Regions from separate parts of the Homo sapiens genome. Here region 2 is linked to region 1. A link is a loop called in an ENCODE intact Hi-C map of the cell type or tissue named here. Cell type or tissue: heart left ventricle. All regions are shown on one strand.

Region 1 (2,500 bases):
GGGACAGCTCTCCCCAGACGGTGGGGGCCGGGACCCCTCTCTCCAGACGGTGGGGCCGGGACAGCTCTCTCTCCAGACGGTAGGGCCGGGACAGCTCTCTCCGGATGGTGGGGCCGGGACACCTCTCTCCAGACGGTGGGGGCCGGGAGAGCTCTCTCTCCGGACGGTGGGGGCCGGGACACCTCTCTCCGGATGGCGTGGGCTGCAACAGCTATGTCCAGATGGTGGACCCTGGGACACCTGTCTCCAGATGGTGGCAATGCTTTGCTGAAAGTCAGTGCAGAGGCCAACCAGAGGTCCAGCCAGAAGCTCGACACAGTTCAAGCAGCACTGGATGTGCTTGGCCATGTGGCCCAAGTGGCCGAGCAGCCCATGTGGCACGTGGCCCCTAGCAGGCCTCCTCTGGTCTTGGGTTAAGGGGTTGGAGCAGCACTTCCAAATAGGGCAAAAGTTGCTTCCCAAATAACATGGGACCTACAGCACTAGGCATCGTGCCTCTTTCTTCGTGGAGGAAGGGACTGAGGTAGCCACTTGCCTTGTGCTTGGGAAGGGATGGACCACTGGGTCCCTAGACGTGCCGGAGGTGTGGGCCCCAGGTGTTCGGCTCGCAGATGCTCTAGGGAGGTGTTGAGGGCAGCGGCTACTTTCTGCTCAGCAAGTCCAGACCACACGATGCCCCCCACAGAGCGGGTAGTGTGACGTCCCTGTAAGCGAGGCCGATGACTCTGAGCTGGGAGCTGATGTTCCTGGAGGGAGGGAAGTGAAGGTGAATTGTTGGCCTTGCCTGTTGAAGGCAAAGCATCCCGATGGTCTTCACCCACAGGTGTGGAGACAAAGGCCTTCCCTGATGAATAAGCTGCCCATTGTGGGCGGCAAGCCACCCAGGTGCCGAGGCAAGAGACTGAGGACACGAGCTGTTCCAGTATAATAAAATATAAAATAAAAATAGTTACACCAGATATAGATCTTAGATATGATTATATATGAATATCATTAATCATTAGTTTGTAGCAATTACTCTTTATTCCAATATTATAACAATCCTCGCTCTATAATCATAAACTAGGAAAAACCAGGCCATACAGAGATAGGAGCTGAGGGGACATAGTGAGGAGTGACCAGAAGACAAGAGTGCGAGCCTTCTGTTATGCCCGGACAAGGCCACTAGAGGGCTCCTTGGTCTAGCGGTGATGCCAGCGTCTGGGAAGACGCCCGTTGCCAAGCGGACCGTGGTCTAGCGGTAGCGTAAGTGTCAAGGAAAAACACCCGCTACTTAGCAGACCGGGAAAGGAGGGGCTCCCTTTCCCCGGGGGAGTTTAGAGAAGACTCTGCTCCTCCACCTCTTGTGGAGGGCCTGACTTCAGTCAGACCTGCCCGCAGTTATCCGGAGGCCTAACCGTCTCCCTGTGATGCTGTGCTTCAGCAGTCATGCTCCTAGTCCTCCTTCATGTTCCATCCTGTGCACCTGGCTCTGCCTTCTAGATAGCAGTAGCAAATTAGTGAAAGTACTAAACGTCTCTAATATACAAAAATAATGGCGTAAGCTATCTTTCTCTCTGTCTCCTCTCCCTCTCTGCCTCGGCTGCCAGGCAGGGAAGGGCCCCCTGTCCAGTGGACACGTGACCCACGTGACCTTATCTATCATTGGAGATGACTCACACTCTTTACCCTGCCCCTTCTGCCTTGTATCCAATAAATAACAACGCAGCCAGACATTCGGGGCCACTACCGGTCTCCGCGCATTGGTGGTAGTGGTCCTCCGGGCCCAGCTGTCTTTTTTTTAATCTCTTTGTCTTGTGTCTTTATTTCTACACTCTCTCGTCTCTGCACATGGGGAGAAAAACCCACCGACCCTGTGGGGCTGGACCCTACACCCATGAGGCCGCAAGGAGCGTGTGGATTTGCTGCTCAGTGAAAGCCTGTCAGGAGCAGACGTTACGCTAACCACCGTCTGATTATTTTTTACAGCAATTCCCTGTCCTTCTTCCAGATCCTCCTGCCTTCCACACAGGCCAAAGAAGGCAGGCAAACGGGGCTGTGGTGGAGTCTCCAGCCCCTGCATCGTCAGGTCCACGATGTGGCACTGATCTCTGCTGTCCCTCCAGGGAGGCGGGTCAGGTCCGCGATGGTGGCACCGATCTCTGCTGTCCCTCCAGGGAGGCAGGTCAGGTCCTGGATGGTGGCACCGATCTCTGCTGTACCTCCAGGGAGGCGGGACTTATTTCGATTGACTGTTTTCCTGGGTAGAGGCAGCTCTATGGCCTCCATCTGGCCTTTTCCAACATGAGACCCCTCACCCCATGGGTCAGGGACCAATGTAGGATTCTGAGGATGTCTGTGCCACTGATGCATTCCAAAACCAGAGAGCAGGTCACTGGCCTCGCCGAGAGACAGATCTGAGCTAGAACTCACGGATCACCTGACGGCCACAAGCCCCTGCTTTGCCAGGCAGATACCACCGTGGAATTAACGTCCGTGCACAGCCAGGTCCCTGAAAAGT
Region 2 (2,500 bases), 160 kb after region 1:
CTGAACCTGGGGCCAAGGTGGCCAGAAGCTATGCTCCCAGGTTTGAACACAGAGCACTCAGCAGTAGTAGCTGTCACAGTGTCTAGGGAAAAGGGCAGGGTCTCTGCTTCCATGTCCCTGAAGGGTTACCTGTGGGCCTAGTGCTGGAAATGTACAGGGTCCTCAGGGTGCAGGTGCCTCCCATCCCCACCCCACCCCTCCACCCCTTCTTGGCTGTGTCCTTCCATAGCCTGACCCTGTTTCCCCTCGTCTGTGTCCCAGCCCCCCTCCCTGCTCTTTCCTACACATCCCTCTGGGCCAGGACCCTGCCCCACCCTGACCCCTCTGAGCTGTGCTCTTCCTGGACCTTCTCAGGGCTGTGGGCGCCTGGTCCTGGCTTGAGGGTCTTGTCCCCTGGGGGCTCCACACGGGCAGCCATGGTGTACTGCGGAGCCTTGAACTTGGTCACCCGCACATCAGTTTGGCGGTAGGCTGCGGGACCTGGGGTCTGAGAGGTAAAGGAGGCTCAGACCAACTCGGCCTACCCAGGGCGTGTGGCCCTAGAGGACAGGGAGCAAACTCAGGCTCTGAGTCAACAGGGTCAGCTACAAGTTGGTGCCCGTGCATCAAGGTCCCCTTCTGTCTTCTGTCACACTGTGGAGATCACACCCCACTGCTTGTGGGGTACCTCATGTGGGGGTCACTTCCTCCATTTCAGCCTCACGCTGGCAATGGCATCCCCAGTGTGTGCCAGTCCTGGGAACATCGCTGAGCGTGTGTGAGAGAGGCTGTTGCTGCCCTGTTGGACCTGAGGGCCTGGGGCTGGCAAAATCAACATGGACGAGGGCTGTTGGGTGCCATGATGCTGCTTCCCCATCTCAGGCCCCTCAAGCTCTCAGGCATGTGCCACCCAGGGGCTTTGCACTGGCTGTTTCTGAAACCAGGACCCTCCTCCCCCAAATAGCTCATGGTTTATTTTTTCCTCCTCCTCTTCTTTCCATGCTACCCTATCTAAGATTGCCTCTCTCTCTCCAGACAGTGCTTCCTAAACCCCATCTCTTGTCCTCAGCACGGTCCATGCTGGGGCCAGGGCGTCTCCCTTCTGGCCTGTTGCCTGCCCCTCCTCACCACTGCAGTGTAACCCCAGCACGTGGCAGGTGCCCAGAGGGTGAAGGGCTGAGGGGGCTGAGGGGCATTGGCAAGGCAGGGCCGAACTGGTGGGTCCTGGGTTCCGGGGGAGGGTTCAGATGGTTGGGGGTGATTCTCTGTTCTCAGTTGGGGTGGCCCTTGCCTTGTGTAGGTCGTCGCTGAAGCCGCCCAGCTTGCTGCGGCCCTTGATGGAAAAGGAGGGCTGGGAGGCCTTGCCGACGGTATTGGGCCCCATTACCATGGGCAGCATGTACGCAGCGGGGCCTGCAGGGTGGACGTGGAGCCTCAGGCCGGAACAGGGCCCACTGCTCCTTCCCTGGGGCTCTCCCCCAACTCTGGAGATCAGCCGTCGGGCTGCCCCATGTCACACACCCCACCCAGGATCCCCAGGTCCATTTGGCTGAGGATGGTTGGGGCTGCTGCGGACCTGGGGTGCTGTCCACTCGGAATGCCTTTGTCCGGGCAGAGATGGAGTGGCTGGGTGCTGAGTCGAACACGTACTTGGTGGATTTCTCTGGAAAGTAGTCACCTGGACAAGGAGCCAAGGGGGCTGCTGGGACAAGCAGGTGGGTATGCAGCCCAGTTTGGGGGCTCAAGGAGGACTCCCCAACATTCTAGGCGTGGGGCCTCTGGGCTCCAACACAGGTGGTGACCAAGTCGGGTCAGGGGGTGTCCAGGATGGAAATGCTGACTTCAGGGCTGGTGAGACAAAGGCTATTTTTGAGCAGGGAGAGTGGGGTCTGACGTCGGCCTGGCAGAGAAAGGTCCAGGTCGGAGCTGGACTCTTGGGCCAGAGTCTTCTCTGCCCAGGCACGATGGTGACCCCTCAAGAGAGAAAGATGGGACGGGAGGGGCCAGGATGGCTGAGCTCTCCCACACCCTTGCTGACATGAGGTTAGGGGCACCCAGCAGGGAGGGGCAGGCCTGAGGCTGCGCAGGGCAGGAGCCTGAGACAGGGTCACTAACCTGGACCAGGAGTCAGCATGGTCTTGGTTTGGTAGCGCCCCAGGATGGAGTAGGCAGGGCCAAGGTCCTTGCCAGTCCTCAGTATCTTGGGGTTTACATTGTAACGGGGCCCTGGGGAGCAGTTCTCTGCCAGGAGCATGGGGGCCCCACGGAAGCTGTAGGCCGGTGCACGCAGCTTGGTGGGCGTGTGCTTCATGAAGCCTGTGGACGCAATGGGCCCTGAGCAGCCCGGAGCCTGACCTGCCCTTCTCCCCGCTGGGAGTCAGGGATTGAGCCCCAGGCCCTTCCCGGGACCCCCACCTGCCCGCCTGGCTCCTGACCCTCTCCCACAGTCTCTCAGGCTCTTACCTGTTGTTGGTGGAATCAGGTACTTGGGTCCAGGGCTGCTGTAGAGGGCCATGATGGG

The links. Peaks named below come from ENCODE experiments on the same cell type or tissue, not always from the same donor. Only the 100,000 strongest peaks of a DNase experiment are listed, where the experiment ranks them.
Region 2: a loop joins it to region 1, with 7 times the contacts of the local background. A loop is called at or near these places in 45 of 110 quality-filtered maps.

Annotation. Positions count from the first base shown.
Region 1 is chr11:360,753-363,252 of GRCh38, reverse strand. No RefSeq gene overlaps it. Among named protein-coding and RNA genes, the nearest start is that of B4GALNT4, 7.5 kb to the left of the region's middle. In heart left ventricle, a CTCF peak has its summit at 1,160 (motif pointing right); no DNase peak of the experiment used is centred here; H3K27me3 peaks cover 586 bases.
Region 2 is chr11:197,356-199,855 of GRCh38, reverse strand. CIMAP1A (ciliary microtubule associated protein 1A) reads right to left here. Exons shown (of 7, transcript NM_053280.5): 2 at 2,443-2,500; 3 at 2,095-2,295; 4 at 1,556-1,657; 5 at 1,271-1,392; 6 at 347-487. Among named protein-coding and RNA genes, the nearest start is that of CIMAP1A, 1.8 kb to the right of the region's middle. In heart left ventricle, no CTCF peak of the experiment used is centred here; DNase peaks (open chromatin) are centred at 1,465 and 1,915.